2 separate regions of the Mus musculus genome follow, and region 1 is linked to region 2. A link is a loop called in an ENCODE intact Hi-C map of the cell type or tissue named here. Cell type or tissue: left cerebral cortex. All regions are shown on one strand. Links, peaks and the distances in the headings refer to the core of each region. The heading gives the core; the rest is flanking DNA.

The links. Hi-C counts contacts between places; a loop is a spot of excess contacts. Peaks named below come from ENCODE experiments on the same cell type or tissue, not always from the same donor. Only the 100,000 strongest peaks of a DNase experiment are listed, where the experiment ranks them.
Region 1: a loop joins it to region 2, with 3 times the contacts of the local background. A loop is called at or near these places in 6 of 42 quality-filtered maps.

The regions. Positions count from the first base shown.
Region 1 is chr15:74,990,508-75,001,287 of GRCm38, reverse strand. It overlaps Ly6a (lymphocyte antigen 6 complex, locus A), which reads left to right and starts at 3,257. Exons shown (of 4, transcript NM_001271419.1): 1 at 3,257-3,409; 2 at 3,671-3,753; 3 at 4,720-4,836; 4 at 5,809-6,411. The coding sequence starts at 3,684. The coding sequence ends at 6,026. All of the region lies in intron 1 of Gm28068 (a long non-coding RNA gene), which reads right to left. It overlaps Gm41348 (a long non-coding RNA gene), which reads left to right and starts at 6,841. Exons shown (of 2, transcript XR_875429.2): 1 at 6,841-7,546; 2 at 8,260-9,290. In left cerebral cortex, for the core only: a CTCF peak has its summit at 8,356; DNase peaks (open chromatin) are centred at 8,352 and 9,172; H3K4me3 peaks cover 711 bases.
Region 2 is chr15:74,917,709-74,928,488 of GRCm38, reverse strand. It overlaps Gm39556 (a long non-coding RNA gene), which reads right to left and starts at 2,005. Exons shown (of 5, transcript XR_003951655.1): 1 at 1,464-2,005. It also overlaps the pseudogene Gm6610. In left cerebral cortex, for the core only: CTCF peaks have their summits at 4,849 (motif pointing left) and 8,836 (motif pointing right); DNase peaks (open chromatin) are centred at 5,522, 7,045, 7,120, 8,744 and 2 more places; H3K4me3 peaks cover 665 bases; H3K27ac peaks cover 5,665 bases.

The DNA of each region.
Region 1 (10,780 bases), core at 1,811-9,810, 72 kb before region 2:
CAATTCAATGCTTGCACATGTACTCCCTGCTTACTTTATAGCCTTGCCCCATAGATATTTGGGGCTCTGCCACCACCAAAACCATCCTGCATGACAGTGGTGAGATGGGGGTGGCCTGGGCTAGCTCGGAGAGAATAAAGACTCTGTTGTGAGTTGCATCAGATCTGCTTCTGTCTGTTTTCTTGGGGGATCACTGACATTTCCCTGGTACGACAGTTGAACAAAATATTAAGGCCCTTCACGAACTCTGTGACAATTTGAGGTCCCAATATGCCTTCGATAATCATGCTTTCTGGTACTCCAACCCCCTCATTGCCTGGCTCTTGTCCTTGATGGAAAGCCATCGGAGCCCCCCTCTTTCTCACCCTATGTATTATACAGTTTCTCAAAAAACAACATACATATAAGTCACAAAAAAAAAACACTTCCTGGTACAATGAACTTCCTGGTACAATGACAAGCTATTCCTAGAGACTAGGCTAACACGTATGACACAGCCCCATTCTTGTGTGTTCCCAAGACAGATGAGGGACAGTAGAGCATTGACTGTTGTGCTTAGAAAATGAAAAGAAGCCCGGAATGTGTTTGGTGGAGGCAGCTATGATGAGGGGGAAGGGGGTGCCACTGAGGCCCATGCTGAGGCATTCCTTTCCCCTGAGGTAACAGACATATGATGTGTAGAGTATAGAATAGCTTTTACTTAGGGCATGGGGAGGGGATTTGTTGTCCTTAGTGGAGATAGAGAAAGTGGGGGGGGGGGGGTAGAGGCCATGTGGAGAGAGAGGGAAAAGAGAATGGGGAGAAAAGGAACAGGGAGGAAGAAAGGAAAAAAGCAAAAGAAGACAGTGAGGAGGGCCCAAGCAGCCCATTTTACAGTGAGTCAGGCATCCCGGGATGTTGCTAGATAACTACAGGGCAGAGCCTAGAAGAAATGCTAATACTGCCTATACCCCTGGACAGCTCTCCTAGAGCACTGCAGGAGTGGGGATGTTCAGGACCCAAATCAGGCTTGGGCCTACTCAACTCCACAGAGACAAAAGCCAAGTCACGATAAAGCCAGTTAGGTTTCTGTTTCCCCACCAGAGAACTCTCTGCTTAAAAATCATGTGACTGGCAGTCTGATAACCTACCTGATACACTTGGAAGACCCCTGACCCAATGTGGCCCTTTCTAAATTACCCTTTTCCTCCCTGCCCCTGATTCAAGCTATATAATCTAGCCCCTTTATTTCAATAAAGGAGGTAACCTCCAACACAGTCTTTTGAATCATTTATGCCTACCATCCCTGCAACACCCTGCTCCCAGCTGCTCTGCATCCCAAGACCACAGCGCATGGGGGAGGGGCAAGTGGCATTGGGAGGAAGTACACTTAGTTAAAATGAAACCTGTGCTTTATGACTCTTGGTAGTGAGGAAAAAATATGTGACCCTGGCTAGTTAACACAGGTCATTCATTCTCTGAATAGGGGCATGGGCTTGGCTAAGGTTTGACCTATTGAGTGTGAGAATAGTCAGGCTTCAAGGTGAACTGGAAGGCAGGAGAGAGGGCTGGGTGTGTTTTTGTCTTGCATGAAGACTTCTCTGCAGAGGGCCTGGCTTCTCTAGCACAAGCCTGGCAACATCTGGTACCTCTAACTCTAAGATTACTCAAGTACACTGTAGCCCTCTCCCAGAAGAGTTAATGTGAGTGGTCTGTCAGTAGAATGGGCAGGAGTCCACCACTAAGGGAAGCTAGCTCCCCAACAATGGGGCTGGGTGGAAACTGGAGGACTCATGAGAATTCCTAGTTTAAGACTTTTAGAGAAACAGTGCACGGCACTGTGGTTATATGGCCTTTCCCTCCAAAGAGAAGGTGATGGCCCCGTTGTCATCCTGGAGTAGGGATAATGTTGGCCCAGGAGCCCTGGCAATAAATAGAGTCAGAAGAGCAAAACAGCAATAGGTCTGTGATAATGGGCAGAACTCTCTATACTCAGAAGGGAGGACTGTCACCTGGGGTTCCAGCCATGACTCCCTCCTGTTCTCCGCCAAGCACAAGTGGTCTCAGAAGATACTAGAATATAGAGGATACAGAGGATTTACTGAAAGAGGGACTCCGTGTACTGCTTTTATGATGGGGTGAGATTTGGTGGTGACTAAGCTGCTCAGAATTTATGCATATTCCTGTAAGTGACCTCACCCATCCTCTGGGGGAAAAAAAGCCTCATAACCTCATTGGGTGGTGACATTGGCAGGGTTTATCACTTGGATCTTTCCTTGCCGCTTTTTCTTTGTTTGCAGAGGCTTGCTGTCTCCTGCTCTTTCTTTCACATACACTTCTTCATGCATGAGCCAATACCGAGCACAGCATGTGACAGAATTAGAGAGACAACATTTCTTGCTTGCTCTCTTCCTCTTACCACTGTGCTGGGTTATGCGGTGTTGGAGGCAAACTGTTTGCTTATATGATATATTATAGGGTAAGAAGGAAGGGGTTTTTAGTGGTGCTCGGGCAGAGGCCATGGAGTGTAAGCAGCCTTCCCTGCTTAAGTGGGGTGCGCTCAGCTTCACTGATGCTGTGGTCCATTTTGGGACTCAGTTGTCCTGTGAGCACAGCTGTTCATTTGCTGTGGTATCATCTCAGGATGATTTCCAGCTCAGGTCTCTACCTCTGTCCAGCACACACAGCCCCATACATCCCCAAACACATCAGACACTGCTTGGTAACTTCCATCCCAGTTGCCAGTTAGTTCTTGCCTCAGGACTCTCACTTTGTGGATGCAAGAGCCTACTGGGGGCTTGCTCACCAGAGCCAGTCTTTAAGTATTTGTAAATTGTTTTCCTGCTTATAGGAAGGAGGGCCATTGGCTCTGAGCCACTGCAAACCATACCTTCTATTTAGACACAGAAAAAAGCCAGGTAGTGGAGGCAGAAGTATCAGCGGCTGTTGTGCACCCCTTTGATAGCTGTGTGTTGGAGCCAGCCTGTTCTACTGAGCAAGTCCTAGGACAGCCAAAGCTACACAGAGAAACTTTGTCTCAAAAAAAAAAAAAAAAGTCAAAAAAAAACCCAAAATAAACAAACAAAAAACACGAAGCTAAACAAAACAAAAACTAGTAAAGGGCTGAGCAACTTGACTTCTTCCCTTGCTTTCTAATTGGCAAGCACAAGTCAACTGTGGCCTCTGGCCCTCGGCCCTCTCAGTTCTCCTGCACCATGGTTCCTCCCCAACTGCTATAAATCTGGCTTGATCAGGTCACAAACAAATCTTGCTACCTCTTAACCAATAAACATGATGGCCTGGAAAAGGTTAAGTACTGAAACCCCTCCCTCTTCAGGATGCCAGCTGGGAGGAGCTGAAGGAAATTAAAGTACTTCAGTCCACATCTGACAGAACTTGCCACTGTGCCTGCAACCTTGTCTGAGAGGAAGTAAGGACTGGTGTGAGGAGGGAGCTGCTAGGTGACAAAGGGAAGAGCCCTCAGGATAGGGCTGGGGTTGGGAGTGTGGGATTAGGAAGGAAGAGCTGGGTGGGTGGTGGGTGAGAGAAGTAGGCAGACATGTATTCCTCAGGGAAAGCTGTGTGGAGGGTTGGAGGGAGGGAAGATCGGATGCCTGAGCTCTGTGAGAGCCCAGGGATGTGATTGGGGGTCTATTAATTGGCTCCAACTTCCAAGGTTTTATCTGTGCAGCCCTTCTCTGAGGATGGACACTTCTCACACTACAAAGTCCTGTTTGCTGATTCTTCTTGTGGCCCTACTGTGTGCAGAAAGAGGTGAGGTAGAAAATGAGAGAGGGGCAGAAGGATACAATGGAGATGGAAAAGGGCCTCAGGGTTGTGGGTACACCTACACTTCCATTGTGTGCCCAGTACCCGAGATGTGCTGGGGTCATGGGATTGGGAATGGGCTTGTGGTGGGTGAAGCCTTCTGTGGTGGGGTGCTTTACTGGGTCTGTAAACCTGTCAGAACCTGCCTTGCAACCATCACCACATACCAAAAGGACACGTGGAGCTCAGTATCTCTGCCACAGAACCTGGCCACCAGAGCAGCCTGTCCTTAGACTCTACCCTTCTGCACTGGCCTCCCAATCAGGACACTGGCCTGTGTGCACACAAACTGGAAGAGCCTTCTTTTTCTCCCCAGATGCCAAGTCAATGGATTTGGAATCCTTATTGCCTGGACTTTGACTTTTCCTTATGTCCCAGCCCATGCCACATGAGACCCAAATGCTATGCCTTCTGTACTCTAAGAAATTCTGAGCTCTAAGATACGCCTATACTTGTAGTTACATGTGTATTGCAGGAAGCCTCATGGTGAGCCTCAGCTTTAAGCTGACTCTGGGAAGTTCTGTGCTTTGTCATGCTCCAATACCCAGGGGCCAGCTCTGCAGGTGTAGGGTAGGACAGGTCAGAAGAGCCCTCTCTATTTGGTGGCCCCAGCATCTACTTACACACCCACTCACTGCTTCAGCGGACATTTGGTATCTATATCTTCCCAATATGGTGGCTGTCTCTTTAATATCTCTTGGGGTGCACATGTCTCCTGTGGGGCTGTGTAGCTGAGACAGCAGTACCAGGCATCTTTAAACAACAGTGGTTCTTGGTTCACTCTTGACTGAACAGTAATGTCCTTGCTCTGACCTAGCAGCCAGCAGCTGTGTGCAAGTAAAGACATTGGAGAGGAGGGGTCTGGGCTAGGAATTGCATGTACTAGCCCTCATGTATTGGCTTGTCTCTCAGCTCAGGGACTGGAGTGTTACCAGTGCTATGGAGTCCCATTTGAGACTTCTTGCCCATCAATTACCTGCCCCTACCCTGATGGAGTCTGTGTTACTCAGGAGGCAGCAGTTATTGTGGGTAAGTTCTTTGTGGCCTATATAAAGATGGCTGAGGGTGGCTTTGGAGAAAATGTCGAGTCTGGGCACTTGTTGTGGACCATGGTTCCCCTCCCCCCAAGTAGAGCTTTCCTTGTGTTGGAGGAGAACTCTTGCAAAGTGGGGGCTGTTGGGGTCCAGGGATGTGCTGGGATGTGATCATCAAGCAGGGCTGCCCATTGGCATTCACAGTGTTTATCATCCCATTTTGTTGCCAGTGTAGTCACGTGATGATCCTGCCTATACTTTAGGTCTATGGTCTCACTGGCTCACTGACAGACTAGGAGAGCTGGAAGCATCTAGTGAGTCTTTGCATATAATGAAGGAATCTGGAATGACTTAGGAATGTTGATAAAAAGAGATATTAGTACATATCAGATCCTCCAAAGTTTCTTTGGTTTCTAGGCATATCCTCAGATATACAAGGCAGGAGCAGCCCCACCCTGCTATCCAGTTTCCCTTCCCTGAGCATATCCTGCCTGTGTCCTGTCTCCTAGGAAATAATTGCCTGGAGAACTGAAAGAGTCTGAGATGCTGGTTGCCCTTTCTGCTGTGCCACTGGGCGATCTTACACTGGGCTGTGTCTTTGTGGTGTGTGCATGTGTGTGTGTCCATAAATGTGGGTACACATGTATGAACATATGTGATGTAATGTATACAAAGGTCAGAGGACATCCTTAACTACTGATCCTCAGGCATTGCTTGCTGTTTTATGCAAATGAGCCTTGGATCTCCAGAAACTGGAATTAGGAATGGTTGTGTGTCTCAGAACCAAACCCTGGGCTTCTGTAAGAGCAACAAGTACTGTTAACTGCTGAGTCATGTCTCCAACTCGTTTACTGAGACAAGATCTTTCACCAGGACCTAGGATTTGCCAACTATGCTGGGTGGGCCAGAGTTTGGGAAGCTCTGTTGTCCCTGCATAAGAAGTGAGTCACTCCCTGATTTCTTGCAGATTCTCAAACAAGGAAAGTAAAGAACAATCTTTGCTTACCCATCTGCCCTCCTAATATTGAAAGTATGGAGATCCTGGGTACTAAGGTCAACGTGAAGACTTCCTGTTGCCAGGAAGACCTCTGCAATGTAGCAGTTCCCAATGGAGGCAGCACCTGGACCATGGCAGGGGTGCTTCTGTTCAGCCTGAGCTCAGTCCTCCTGCAGACCTTGCTCTGATGGTCCTCCCAATGACCTCCACCCTTGTCCTTTTATCCTCATGTGCAACAATTCTTCCTGGAGCCCTCTAGTGATGAATTATGAGTTATAGAAGCTCCAAGGTGGGAGTAGTGTGTGAAATACCATGTTTTGCCTTTATAGCCCCTGCTGGGTAGGTAGGTGCTCTAATCCTCTCTAGGGCTTTCAAGTCTGTACTTCCTAGAATGTCATTTTGTTGTGGATTGCTGCTCATGACCCTGGAGGCACACAGCCAGCACAGTGAAGAGGCAGAATTCCAAGGTATTATGCTATCACCATCCACACATAAGTATCTGGGGTCCTGCAATGTTCCCACATGTATCCTGAATGTCCCCCTGTTGAGTCCAATAAACCCTTTGTTCTCCCAGCCAAGTTCTCCATTTTTCTTTTGCTACACTGAGTCTGCCAAGTCCTGCCTGCCAGTTCACATCTCTGCCCTTTCAGCCACCCACATTACCTCTCCCATGTTAGCCAGCTCAGAGTGGTGGACTGTGGGTCAATGGACTATGCACAGACGGTCTGGTCTCCAGTTGAGTTGAGAAGTAGAACCCCACATAATGTCCCAAGCTGCTTGCCTTCAGGCTAGACTCCTCCCCAGTTACCTAGCAACAACAAGATAACAGCCCACTATAAAAGGGGCTGCTTGGCCCCTCCTTGTCTCTTAAGCTTTTACTTTCCTTACTCTCCCTCTTACTCTAGCCTTTCTTCTCTCTCTCCTTTTCCCCCTCTCTTTCTACCTCTCCTCTCTCTCTCTTTCCCCCCTGCCTTTCTACAATCAAGCTCTAAAACCATAGACTGTCTTCTGTTCATCAAGGCCCACTGTGCTTGGACGATGGTATAGGCTTTCTCCTAATGAGCAGTGCCTAATCTCCCATCAGAAGACCTTACTGTGCTCCAGCCACAAACCAGACTTAAGACTCTCGCCTGCATGGGACCTCTCTCCCTCTGCCCTCCCTCCTGTATCTCTGGGGCCAAGAGTGTTGCCATGAGGCTCCTATTATGGGGGCTGCCCCTGTCCACCCCCCAACCCCCGCCGTGTGGGGTCAGTGACTTCAGAGCCAAGTCTAAAGCTTCAGGCAGTCATCCCGCGTCCACCTGCCCAGAGCACAGGAACTCTGGCTGGACATGGGCTCTCTCCCTCCCACCTCTTCCCCTACACCCACAGCCCAACAGTGTACCTCTTGGTTTGGGTGGGCTTCCGAAAGGGCTGATACTGGGGAAAGAGAGAGGGACATAAAGAGCACTGTTTCATCTGCAGAAGCAAAGGCTCTTGCTGAACCCACAGTTTGTGTTGTGGCTGGTTTAGACTTCTGTTCTCTGCCTGGTGAGCAATGGTTGCACTGTGCCTTCTTTATGTAACCATCTCCCTTCACACCCCCATTGGTGGATAGGAATCCAGGGCCTCATGCGTGTGAAGAAGCATCATCAAGCCACATCAGCACAGTGCACTTCCAAGGAGCACTTGCTTGTGGTGGGGAAGCCCAGGAGATGAGCAATCAATGGTGGGTAGGGGCTGCCCTGTCAGATTCTTTTAGTCCAGAGGTGGAAACCATTTCCTGTGAGGGGCTTTTGGCTTACCTCTCCTGGAATGCCAGGACTCCATATAGTTCATGTAGATCACAACCTGGTGATCTTTTTCTGTCTGATGAGCCAGGCTTGGCCTGCATCTTCAAGTATTTATGTTTTACTTTTCCCAGGCCATTAAACCTTAATCATTGCCTCTAGCTTATAAAATTCATCCTTGTGTGAGATATCATTTGTATTTTCCAACAGCCTAAGTGAGTATCTAATCTTTGGGCCAGGCCAACCCTTACACCTCAATCCACTCTCTTCCTAGATCTTTATCTTGAGCATTGTTTCTAAATCAACAAGAAACCATCTTATGGATGAAGCTAAGATCTAAGTTGAAGTAAAGATATTCAATGTAAACATGTCTTAAGCTTTGTTGTACTCACAGGGCTGAGTTGATCATTAGCTGAATACTTCTTCCAAATGTGTGCTGTGCTTAATTAAATATGGATAAAATAGAGTGATCTGGGTCAGACTTTAGAAGTCTTAGCCCAGCACTGGTACTAAAATTAGGCTCATCGTAGTTTTATTCATACCTCATCCTTATCATTATTTCCCCTACCTATTCTAAAGTCTATGGAAACACATGCACACAAAGAGCGGGAGGAGATGCTTAATTTTCAGTCTTTGTACTTGTTTGTTTCAGATAATGCCCTTCTAAGGAAACCACATACAACCAGCCCAAATCACCTGTCTTCAGTCATCCAGATCATAACCTTGATGGTTGTCATCTACATTCGGCCTCTAGGGGCGCTCCCCTCTGCATTGAGACTGGGCCTCCTTCTGCCCTGACACAGAGCTCAGCTTCCAAAGTCTAAGTCTCTCCCTTATCCTCCAGCTTTGATTATAAAGATGATCTTTGGGACTCTCATTTTCTCTTTTCCTGGCATACATAAGCAGTTTCTATGGTGCAAACCCACCGTATTCAGTTACAAAACTACAGTTGTTACAAAGCAGGAAAACACCAAGGACTTAGATGTGGTGATGGTGTCTTACACCAGAATCCAAGCAATAACAGAGACCCCGGACTTAGGAAAAAAGCCTTAAGCGGCTGTGGTTGTGCTGACCTGCAGTCCCAGCGCTGGGGACAGGCGAGCAGGAAGAACATGAGTGTGAGCCCAGCCTGGGCTGGGGAAGTGGCTCCTGAGGAAGAGCACTTACTGTTCAAACAGGAGGACGCATGGCCATAATCCCTGTGCCCAGGTAGCCTAGCGCATTAGTAATGGCCTTAAGTAATGGCAATCCAGATGTTTACCAGGAAATGGAGGTGGGGACTTCAAAGGAAAGTTGCAGCAAAGGAGCCTCACCTTGCACTGAATCATCTCCAAAGCTGGTAATAGAACAGAACGGCTGAGACTGTGCAGTGGTTACAATGTTGCAGGTTCAGGGTTATTGTAATTTATTTTAGGATTTATTTACCACCCTTAATGGCCATTCCTTGGCTACTTCTCTTCTGATGTAACATCCTGTGACTAACAGAATCTTTAGGACTGCATTTTAACACCCTAGCTTCCTCCTACCAGAAGCCCGTGAGTCATCAGATGCCACCTGGAGCCTATAGCAGAGGTGTCCTGAATTCGCTGTAACCCCTTTACCTGACGTTTTCACTAGTGTGCTTGAAAAGTACCTCAATTGAGGACTTCCTTTGTTGTTACTATAAAAACTTCATCTTATTGATACCTGGAACTTGGGGTTGTTTGGTTTTAGACACTGGGTACTATGGACTGAGGTGCATATTTTACATGACAAAGCAGATCTGGCCTCTAGGTTCTCCTAGCATCCCTCACTCCTTACCTGGCATACCCTGTCCCCCAACCCAGAACTTTCCAGTCTAGAGGCTAGGCTGCCCTTCCCCAGAGGCTCTTCCCTATATATATATATATGTATATATATATATACATATATATATATATATAATCCCTACATTTTGGCCTCTCCTTCAGCCCCCCTTTATCTCTCTCCTCTCTCTTTCTCTCTCTCTTTCTCTCTCTTTTTCTCTCGTCTTGCTCTCCACTTATTTTGAATTTTCTTGCTCTCTCTCTCTCTCTCTCTCTCTCTCTCTCTCTCCTTCCCCTCAGAAACTTCTCTTGCCTTGGTCCTTGGGGCCAGTGAACCTGCCTGAGAGAACCTTTCCAATAAACATGCATGTACATATTTCAAAATCTGGCTTGAATGGGCCTATTTCACTGGCAGAGAAATAACTTATCAGATTTAACCGAAGGCTTTCCTCCGGATCACCCTCATTTATATTTGGCTTCAGGATGAACTCTCTTTTATCCCCTTTGAGGTGAGAGCTGAATTTTTGTGTGAACAGGTTCAAAATTTTCATAGTCTTCAAGGCCACTGTAACAGAAATTATTGGAAGCTCACCAGAGATGGCCACTCACACATTCACACTGAGTGTTAAGCCAATTGAAAGTCTTTATTCCAGACATCTGGGACAACACCCAAGTGTCGGGTATCTAGCTGTGGCACTGAGTGTCTAGAAAATGGAGTTTTTAAAGGGTGAAACTACATCCTGGCATCTCAGGCACAGGGAGCTTTGAAAAAGTAAAGAGTTTGAAGCAAGAGATTTTATCAAATACAGAAGTGGATGCTCACAGTCAGCTATTGGATGGAACACAGGGCCCCCAATGGAGGAGCTAGAGAAAATACCCAAGGAGTTGAAGGGATCTGCAACCCTATAGGTTAAACAACAATATAAACTAACCAGTACCCCCAGAGTTCGTGTCTCTAGCTGCATATATAGCAGAAGATGGCCTGGTCGGCCATCATTGGGAAGAGAGGCCCTTTGGTCTTGCAAACTTTATATGCCCCAGTACAGAGGAACACCAGGGCCAGGAGTTGGGAGTCAGTGGGTAGGGGAGTAGGGCAGGGGGGAGGTACATGGAACTTTCGGGATAGCATTTGAAATGTAAATAAAGAAAATATCTAATGAGAGAGAGAGAGAGAGAGAGAGAGAGAGAGAGAGAGAGATTTTATCAGAAGCTACCAAGATCCATTAGTCAGTGGGGAGGTGGGGTTGGGGGGGAGAGGGAGTGGGGAGGGGTGTTTCACACAAACCAGCTGTTTTACTAAAGCCTAAGGTAAGTTAGCTAGGACATGCTGACCTTTGATTTCTAGAATTAAATCAAGGTAGCTTTCAATGGATTCTCCATGAAGGAGAT
Region 2 (10,780 bases), core at 1,417-9,416:
GATGAGACTTGATGTGCTAGGGCTGGTTGTTACCCGGGGGAAGGGGGAATGAGGATGTGTGTGTGTGTGGGGGGGGGATAGGAGAAGAGGAGGGAGGGGGGCTTCTATTGGAATATAAAGTGAATTAATTAATTTATTAATTTAAAAAATAACAAAAAGGCAGGAAAATCTCAAGTAACAGGTAGCAATGGAGAAATTTCCAACACGACAGAGCAGACAGAATCAGTAGATAAAGGAAGGTGTTTCCTGAAGGCGAGGAGACATGGACACTTATCAGACACATAGAGAATGACCCTCTGCTTGGGTATCGGAAACAATCCAGTCTCTTCCCAAGGGCTGAAGTTTTTAGCATCTCTAAAGACTTCCCACCCGACTCCCAGTTCAGAATTGGTTGGTTTCAAGGAAGGATGCTTGACTGACCCACAACTGCTCTGTAACTTCCGGATCTGGCCTGGGACTTGTCAGTCCTTCAGCAAGGGGTCTGCCTTGAGAGACAAAAGCCTGCAAGATCTGTGCTTTAAGCTGTTTGGCTTTTGTCAGCTCAGGTCCAGAGGATGAGGGAGAAGCCTGTCATCTTGGAAGGTCACTACCTTGATTCCCTAGTCATATCCCCTTCTCCATCTGTCTGCCTACCAGCAAATTGTGGCAGTGGCCGGGCAGTGGCGGCGCGCATCCCTTTTCTCCCAACACTTGGGAGGCAGAAGCAGGCGGATTTCTGAGTTCGAGGCCAGCCTGGTCTACAGAGTGAGTTCCAGGACAACCAGAGCTGTACAGAGAAATCCAGTCTTGAAAAACCAAACCAAACCAAACAAAAAACAACAAAAAACCAAACCAAACCATGGCAATGGGGGTGGGGTTGGGGTGGAATGTTGTGGTGAGAAAGAACCTCATAACACAATGTCATAGTCATAGGAAGAAGGTTCTGTTGCTTCCCAATTATTTCCTAAGTCAAGTCTCAGAGATCCCAGCCCTCTTTCCTGTCCTACCTGTGCCATCTCCTCACCGGCTGTTTTGGGAATGATTGGGACTGTGTGAGGTAGGGCTTGGCCTCCTGTCCATGGTGCTAGCTTGGAGACAGATTCTCAATGCCTCCAAAGCAGAGGGCAAGGTGCTGGCTGGGGCCCTCTGCCCACTTGTGCCTCCCTCTTCAGCTGTTCCCTCTGCCCGGGGCTGAGCCAACCTTGAATGAGCATCCAGGAAGTTGCTATTCTTTACTAAGAGGAATGCAGGTGTGTGGTCATGGTGAAATTCCAGTAGCCTTACTTCCAGAATGTTCTCCTGGGTCCACCAGGGTACTAACTTCCTTTAAGATACCCTTAGATTCCCTGCTGAGTCAGTATGTCAAGGCCTGCTTCCCTCAACCCTCCCCACCTGATCACCCTGACTAGTCTCCGTATCTTACGGGGCCATATCCTAGCCCTCCAAAATCCCCACTCCCATCTGGCCTGAGTTCTCTGGCCTACCTTCACTGAGAATGTAGCTAGGGTGGTTTAGCCAGAATCCCTCGAATTGTCCCTGGAATGTTCTATTTGATACGTTGGGACTGTGGTTGGCTGCGAGTAAGGGAACTTGAAGTGCGGATGAGGCATCTGCTTCGGGGAACCTTACGCAAGAACTTGAACAAGAGCCAGGGAGGGAGTGATCTTGTAGGCCAATGAAGCAGAAGGCGCAGAAGCTTCATTCTGAGGACATTGTAGACAGCACCTCCTGCTCTGCACTGAGTCCTGTACCTCTGCACCACCACTGCAGCAGCAGAAGCTTCTCCTCAGCATGAGAGAGTCAGTCACCAGAACGTACTGAGATGGGGGAACTGAGGCACGCGCGCGCACATGCACGCGTATGCGCATGCGCACACGCACCAGTGTGTGTGTGCTGGGGCAGGCAGCAGACCTCACACTTCATGTCTCTCTATGGTCAAGTCTGCGGCCCCTCCACCCAACAGATGTAAAGATTGTCGATACCAAAGATGAGAGGCGAAAACTATCGACTCAAATCATCATGGCCCTATTAATTAAAGCAAGCCTTTTTTTATTCGTGCAATGTTTAGCCCAAGTCTGTGAGGAGAAGGAGCCAATCCATGATCGTCCCACTGAAGCATGCTTATTTTAGAGGCGCCCCCTCCCCCAGGACTGACCTCAGCTGTCTTACCCTAAGTCCGGCTTTTAGGAACAGCTCCACACTGGCTTTATGATGTCTCTTTTATGGGAAGAGCCAGAAGGTTAATTAAAAAAAAAATCTGTAAGTATCTTTACAGGGGTAAGATAATTGGTAGTTAGGGAAAAAAAATACCTCGACAGGTAAGATAGAAGAAGGAACATTTGCCATGTGGGAAGGGACCCATACTTTATGGGGTGGTCATGGCTATAGATCAAAGTATCCGGAAGACATAGTTTGCAAGAGAGAGGGCACATACGTCATGGGGTCATGAGTTTAGTGCAGGTGGAAAAACATGTTTTGTAGGGCTTAGGTTTAGGAAACAGAAACTTCTTCTTCTTCTTCTTTTTTTTTTTTTTTTTTTTTTTTTTTAGTGTTTCATTTACTTATTTATTTTGAAGTTTTTAATAAAAGTACATTTTATTCTGTGTGGGGCACATGCCATGGTACATACATGGAGGCTGAACTCAGGTTGTCAGGTCTGGCTGCGGATGCTTTATCATCAAGATGCCTTTCTGGCCCTTCTTAGTATTGTTTTGTTTTGCTCTTCCGATTATGAGGGTACAGGGCGTGGGGGGGGGCGCGTAAGTTTCTGCAGAGGCCAGAAAGCGCCAGGCCATCCTGATAGAGCTGAGGTACAGGTTGCTTGCCATGAGTACTGAGAACCAAACTCAGGCCCTCTGCAATATCAGTGTGCACTCAATTACCATCTCTCTAGCCTTGTTCTTACTGGTTTGCATAGGAAACACCAAAGGCAAACAACAGGATAAACTCATGGGAGGACTCGGTCTGGTACCCTTGTCCCCATGACCTTGACCGGGGTCAGGAGAAAAGGATGGCACGTGAGAGTGCACTGGGAGCCGAGGCACAGACTGAAGCCAGCCTGGGCTGTATACAATAACACTTGTCTCAAAATAAATGCAAGAAAAAAAAAATAAAACAAAAGCAAAAAAGGTGTGGTAGCTCAGGGGGAGTTACTGCAAGAGGACATCTTTTCTATGCTGACCCCTGCCCCGTGCTGTGGTCCTGGAAGGCTCACTGACTGCTCTTCTTGAAGAAGTACTGGAACGGGAAGAGAGCATTTAGAAACCTCAAGAAGCCTCTGGCTCCTGGCTCTTTCAGGGGTGGTGGACTGCTGTGTTGCAGTGGAGGGACAACCAAGCCTTGTAGGCCATGCCCCAACATAGCACCCTGTTCCTTGACAGCAATGGCATTAGAAGCTGGGGGATCCTGGTATTCCTGCTGGGCTTCTTCGTCCCTGCTCCTCTTGCTCTCCTTCAGAGGCTTCTTATTGCTGGAAGCTTCACTAGAAGTCTCCATCTTGGCCCCGTGTGACCCTGGCCTGCTAGGGGAGCTGGGCTCCTCCACGAGTTTCCGTTTCCACTTCATCATTGTGGCTTCTTCTGCTTCCTTCCCAGCTAGGACCAGCTCAAGAGGAATATCATCTGCTGGTTTCCTGAAGGCAGGTCTTCAGCAAACCATTTCATCTCTATATACAAAGTAAAAACAAACGGGTCAGGGGGTCAGGATGATTTCTTCATGTTTAGACTTCAGGTGGGAAACCCTCTCCCACTTGCTTTTATAGGGAAATACAATGAAGTGTTCTGTAACAAAGGGCTGCAGGCTGTCCATGTTTGCCAAGACTGCACGGATAGAACCCTCCAGCTCCTGGATGATAACTCCCTTATCCTCTATTTCTTCTCCTCTTACACAGTGTGTTTGAGAATTGGTACAAGGTTGCTCGCCCCCTCCCCCCAAAGTCTTCTCTGTAAAACTTGCAAGATCTTATATTTCTGATACTGTTGCCATATCTGATTTTGAACTTATACACATTGGGTCCTGCATGAAGGAACCTTGTCTCTGGAAATGGGTAGGTGAATGGTTTTAATGTATTGTTTTTGACGGTAGCCTCAGCCTTGAAGCGCTCAGGCGCTGATGGCCACACTTGTTGCTCACACACAGACTAAGGTTCCTCCAGCACCTCAGAAAAGTGGCCACACTTGACTTCCTGCTCAGAAATCTTTTTTTTTTTTCCAGAGAGGACGCCAAAGTCAAAAGACTGCAGGCCAGGGACTCAGGTTCTCGTCGGCCTCCTCTGAACTCGGCCTTTAGCCTGATCTGCACAAGCAAAGCCTTGGAACCTCCCCGAAACTTATTCTTAACTAAAGTAGAAACTATTCTTGAGGGCTATGGGGATTTCACAGCAGTTTGGCTCCTTTTCTGGTTTCCTAAAGACGCAGAGAAGAAAGGGGCCAGAACTCTGCCAAGAGTCTCCACGCCCTTTGTACAGATTGTGTGGCCTCTGGCCTCCTAGTAGAGCCCAGTCTCCTCAATAAAGTCTTCATGATATCAGAACTCATGGGAGATAGGGTCTCTGGATTCTCCAGCTATGGTGGGAGTACCTCCCCCCATCCCATTAGGTGGTGTCTGGTTTTTATCTGTCCTCTGCCCTCGGATGACCTCTGCATCCTTGGGATTCTTGGCTCAGCTCCCAGGGAGCTTTATCTCATATGCCTCCTCCTGTCTTCTTCCTTCTGGCTGCTTTCCCCCCACCCCACTTCTAGAGGCTCTTCTACAGACCTCCTTCTCCCAGCTCCCTTTTGTACCCCACTTGCCTTCCTGAGCCCTCTGAGCCCTCCTCCTCCCTGCTTCCCCAACCCAGGATCCTATGCGCCCTCTAGTGGCAGCAGCGTTCATTACTGCCCTACTTCCCTGGCCATAAGGAAATCACAGCCCAGAGACAGGAGAGCTATATTAGGGAACTCACTCTGCTAAGGGAACTGGCTGGCTTTGTCCCCTCTAAGCGAGCTATTTTATCTCAAAGGGCTCTCAGCTGTCCGTCCATAGGACCCCTGGCTGGCCTAGCAGATGGCCTCATCTTCTGTTGTGGAGTTCCTTTTTCCAGGCAAATCTTCAAAGTCTGTAAGATGTCTTCATATTGGTATGGAAGAGGAGTCCCCTGGGGACAGGCGCTGGTGCTGGGATCCCGGAGAGCTGACCTTGTGCTCTGCCTGCTGCGTGGTACCCAGCTAGGCTGAGCTCCTTCAGCAGGACAGGATGGCAGCGACTGAGTAACCCACCAGCATAAAAACTAGCCATTGGCTTCTGGGAGACCAAAAGGCGAATTGTGCATCCCGCAAAGCCACCAGGATTAACTAGGTTAGATGTGGATACCTACATGCCCTCAGCAGCCTCCCGTGGGAGTGAGTAATTTCCCAGTAGGAGAATGCTCCTACTAACCTGGTCTTGAAGTCGAGAAACACACGGGGCTGCTGCCAGCCACAGTGTTGGTAGCTGAGCTTGGGTAAGTGTTGGATCTTTTTTGACCTGGTTGTATTTCTCCACTTGTTGTAAGGCTGCCAACAGGCCAGATTTTAGTACATTAGTTGCTTTGGACCAAGGCTTGGTCTCTACTTCTTCCAGAAAGTGGGAAGCCACATGGCAGTTCCCAGGCTGTTTGGAGAGCAAGAGATTGGGTCCCAGCTGGAGCTGTCTGAGGCTGTGATTCTCAAAGCCCAGTTAAGCTACTGGTAATAGCTTTTACCTCAGGATTTGCTTGGTGCCCTCGAAGACACAGTGCAAGGGGCCGTTTACCACTTTCTGGACACTACTCAAGCTGATGCCCAGAGAGAGCCACACACAGACCAGTTGCTGCAGGCCAGGCTGTGACGGTCCTTAGCTGGAGGCCTGCATTCTGTCTTCTCTGCAGGGAGGCCCTGTGTCCTCAGGCTGGCTTTCCTTAGTACGTGTGTGACCCCACAGGGAGCATAGCTGAAGTCACAGCATTCCTAGTAGCCTTGGCTTTGAAGTCTCTGGAGGTCACTCTGCCACATGACCTCTGTGGGCTCTGGACTGATTCTTCTAATGGGAGTACTATTTAATGGGAACTACCTCTCACATTTTATTGCATAAAGCATGTGACTTCTTGCCTAATGGGTGTGTAGAAGTTAAGAAAAATGTCACGAATTAATTCATGTTCAGCTCGCTTGTTACTGAACCATGTACCACAATAAAGGATACATTTTAAACCTTTATTGGTAATAAAGGCAATAACTATTTTGCCAACACCGGCCACTTGTCATGGTGTCTTCTGCGCAAGTGAAAACAATTTACCTTTAAAAGGCATATACTTGCCGGGCAGTGGTGGCTCACGACTTTAATGCCAGCACTTGGGAGGCAGAGGCAGGAGGATTTCTGAGTTCGAGGCCAGCCTGGTCTACAAAATGAGAAGGACAGCCAAGGCTACACAGAGAAACCCTGTCTTGAAAAAACAAAAACAAAACAAAACAAAGGCATATACTTACAACACATCTCTAAGTTCTGGAAGGCAGAGGCAAGGGAATCTCTGTGAGTCTGAAGCCAGCCTGGTCTATACAGCAAGTTCCAGGCTAGACTGAGCAGTAAGTAGCGAGTGGGTAAACAACAAGAACAAAACCAAGCAAAACAAAACTAAACCAAGCCCAGGAAAGGCCCCAGAGCTGTTTACTAGACTCTTGGAACCAGGAAGACATGTTTGGCAATTGGGTATAAGGTAAATATAAGAAACACAGAGAAACAAACCCTCCACATAGTAGGGACGGATGATAAAATATTCCCTAGGACTATGATTAGTAGATGCCAGGGTTGTGAGTCACACTGCATGGCTCTTGCCTTCTCTCAGCCTAGGGCCACAGGAGAAAGAAGGGTGGAACTCAGGATATTGCAGTCAGAGCTTCTTGAAGTTGCTCCCAGTGGGGCAGAAGGCACAGCTGATGGGATATTCAGTGGATGTGGGGGTGCAGAAGGGGTGGGGAATAGCAAGCCACTGTGGAAGGAAACAGGAAAACTCCAACTCTGCCAAGTTATTGTGCTGTTTCTACTGTCTCCCCAACCCCCACACCTCCACTGTGGTCACGGTTCATCACGTACGAAGCTCGGTGTCTATCCCAACATTGGCTAGGAGGACAGCTCTGCGGGCTTAACTCTGTTCTTTCACCTTTCGGTGGGTTACTGGAATGGCATCGACATCTTCAGGCTTGCTAGGCAAGTGCCTTCATCTGCTGAGTCATCCCAGAGGTCCAGCTCCAACTATCTGGATAGCACAATTATCCAGTAAATGGTTCCTCAGATCCACAAATGAATACCCACATGGAAACTCTTCTCCCAAACAGATTTTAGGGTGCCTGATGGTTGTCAACTAGATTAGGTCAGGAAATACCTGGCAGGTTAGTAAAACTCAAGGTGAGGCGTTTGTAAACAGTTAGATCCTGAGGGTTCTGATTTAATCAATGGGAGATGGTAGGAGGTAGAAGACTGAATGAAGGCAATGAGCCCCTGGGGTTTGTGCCCCTGAGCCCTCTATCTCTGGCTTCCTCCTGAATCTATCTTCTCACTGATTTCTTCCTATGCTCCCTCTGTGGTAGGTGCCGTTAGAGACAGAGCCTAGGCCTTGACTCCCACACCACTAAAACGACAAGTAATAATGAGAAGTGAAAGATTTATTTTGCATAACCGCAACAGGAAGAGAAACAAATTACTGGTTCAATTTCTGCCCAGACTTCCATTAATGGCAGACAATGATGGGGAAGCTGAAGTGAAGTGTGTCTTTTGTGGTACCCAGACTAGGAAAACCCCAGAGACCACCTGGAACCATAACTCCCATGCAAGCACATGTAAGTCTTTATTCAAGCTTGAACTTGGGCCACACACCTTCCTGATGTAACGGGATAGGAGAATGGGCCCCGAGGTGTAGGTGAAGGGGGTTTATACAGGGAAAAGCTGCAGGCAGGGGTTTCTAAGCCTTGTCGTTATATGAGAGGGTAAAGGAATGTTGGTCTTGAAGCTAATTGTTTTACAGCACCCTGGTTATACCACAAGGAGCGACCACACTTCCAAAAGGAGCATCTTGACCTAGGAAAGACTTATGCTTCCTTCCTTCCTTCCTTCCTTCCTTCCTTCCTTCCTTCCTTTCTTTCTTGTTTGTTTGTTGTTTTGTTTTGTTTTTTTTTTTCAAGACAGGGTTTCTCTGTGTAGCCCTGGCTGTCCTGTAACTCACTCTGTAGACCAGGCTGGCCTCGAACTCAGAAATCCGTCTGCTTCCCAAGTGCTGGGATTAAAGGCATATGCCATCACTGCCCAGCTGATTTATGTTTTCTTAGTCCACTCTCTTGTTATCAGCTCGCTGCAGCTGCTGTGTCTATTTTGCAACTGCCAGGGACATTTCATGCTTTTTCTCAGACCTCACAGGGTAGTGGCCATGCCTCTCTAAGGGCAAATTAACTTAGAATGGAGTCTTCAACAAAATGGAGCTTATTCTGCTACCTCAGTCCCTTCACTTTCCCTTCCCCAAGCTGCTTTTCGTCATGGTGCTTTCTCACAGGGAAAGTAACCCTAACTAAGGCAGCAGGGATAGGGCCCCATCACTTGCAACATGGGCTCTACCGGGTGTGATTGGAACCCGTGGGCCCCTCCCTGCAGGCCGTGCTCAGCCAGCAAGGGCACCTCCAGCCGCTTTGTTGGCTTTCTCTCTTTCTTGGCCTCATCACATTTTTAGAACAGGGATTTGTCTGTGAAGTCACCACTCTATCCCATGCAGACCAACAGGATTCCCCTCCTGCTGGGGGAGACCAGAATGCACACGCCCGTTCCTGTGGGAGTGTCCTGTGTGCACACTCAGACTTTGGTGGGAAGGGAAAGTTTTCAAGGGTGAGACCTCACCAGTAGAGGGCAGAGGAACCAAGGGAACTATGGGTATTATCTTGCCTGCAGCATTTTTAAAATGTCATTTGAATTAGAAAGTAAGAGGGAATCTTTTTTTTAATTAGATATTTTCTTTGTTTACATTTCAAATGTTATCCCCTTTCCTAGTTTCCCCTCAGAAAATCCCCTATCCCCTCCCCCCTGCTCCCCAGCCCACCCACTCCCATTCCTGGTCCTAGCATTCCCCTATACTGGGGCATAGAGCCTTCACAGGACCAAGGGCCAGTAAGAGGGAATCTTGAGGCTGTTATTTTGGGCAAAAAGCTGTCAAGAGAAGTAGCTCCCTTCTCCCCACCCCAGTCTTCTCCTCTCTTCTGAGGTGTTGTGTCTATAGTCAGATACTAGAACACGCTAGGCAAGTGCTCAGCCACTGGGCTACAGCTAAAAATGTTCCATTTTTATCTTTATGTGTATGGGTGTTTTGCCTGCATGTATGGCTTGTGCACCACATACATGCTGTATCCAACACCGGTCAGAGGAAAGCGTTGGATCTCCTGGAACAGGAGGGTTGTGAGCCGTCATGTGGGTGCCGGGAATCAGAGTCAGGTCCTCTGGAAGAGCGTCCAGAGCTCTTTGACTGCTGATCCACTCTTTTAGCCCCATAAGGCCCTTAAAAGCACTCAAAACTCATGATAACAATAACAAAGGGAAACTTTGTGTAAGAAGTTGGGGGGTGTTGCAGGAGTCTGGCCTGCCATACACAGGATCTCAGTCAAGCTCTGGCTAGAGGTAGGAAATGGAGGAAGGGTTTCCCCTCAGCCCAGGGGCTGTTGATCAAAACCTCCATTCCCCAGAGCAGCACAGTCCTAACGGGTTGAAGTGCTGGTAGCAAGTAAGTGCTGAGCACTCCACTCAGCTCCGAGAACACTACGGAGAAGGAGGCAGAAAGAAAACGAGAAGTGGCAGTGTTGTAGAATATGCCTCCACTCTGTACCACCAAAACCACTTAAAAAAAAAAAAAAACCCAAGACCTCTCAGAGGACTGGGTTTCAGTTTTGGAATCCCCTGGCTGCTTGGTAGGTACTTTCCCTGTGCCTGTTGCTGTCTACTGTGTCTGGGATCCACGAGCCCTGCCCGACCCCCCATCTTTAAACTTTTTAATTGGCAGATAAAATGGACCTGAAATTCCTAAAGGGTGTAACACCGAGCTTACTTTGTTTTACTCAGCCTTGGATCTCTTCCCGGTGAAGCACGAAACTGGGCAGCAGGCTTGGTATACCAGTATCCTGTTGTGATTATTGTAGGATTGTTGAAGTCTGAGGCAAGGGAAGGTGTCCGGGATGTTTCCAAGAATTCTGTCCGTGATCTTGCTGCATGGCCCCCAGTGGGGGAGGGTGTGCCTTCAGCAGGTCTATCCATGCCTGAGGACCACGCTGTCCACATTCAGGTATTGTGTAAGGAGCAAGACACACAGCCCCGTCCAGTTCTGTGGGGAACTGTAGTATCTGGGACAATCTGGACTGGTTCCCACAGTGGGTCTGCCTAGCTTTAAAAGCTCACAGGGACCCTCTGCAGTGTAGGCAGACATACAGCTATGCCATTATAGCACTGAGGCTTGGGGAAGACTACATAGGCCGCTGAGGAGTGAAGTGGTGGAGTGGGAAGCTAGCTGTGTGATATGGGATTGAGCAAGCGACAGCACCCCTGTTCCCTTCCCTCCCCAACACCTGAAATAAATTTGTCTCTAAGGCCCCCGGAAACTGCAGGCCTGTGACAGAGGGGCTGTTGGGTGATCTTGCCGATACTTTTGTGATCATTCTTCCTTCTTGGGAATGGATGGTTCCTGACTGTAGCAAGACCATCGGGCTCCACACTTTTGCTCTCCCTGAGCAACTTTTCCCATTTCTTTAATGAGTAGGTGGAGAATTTTGTACATTTTTACACTTCT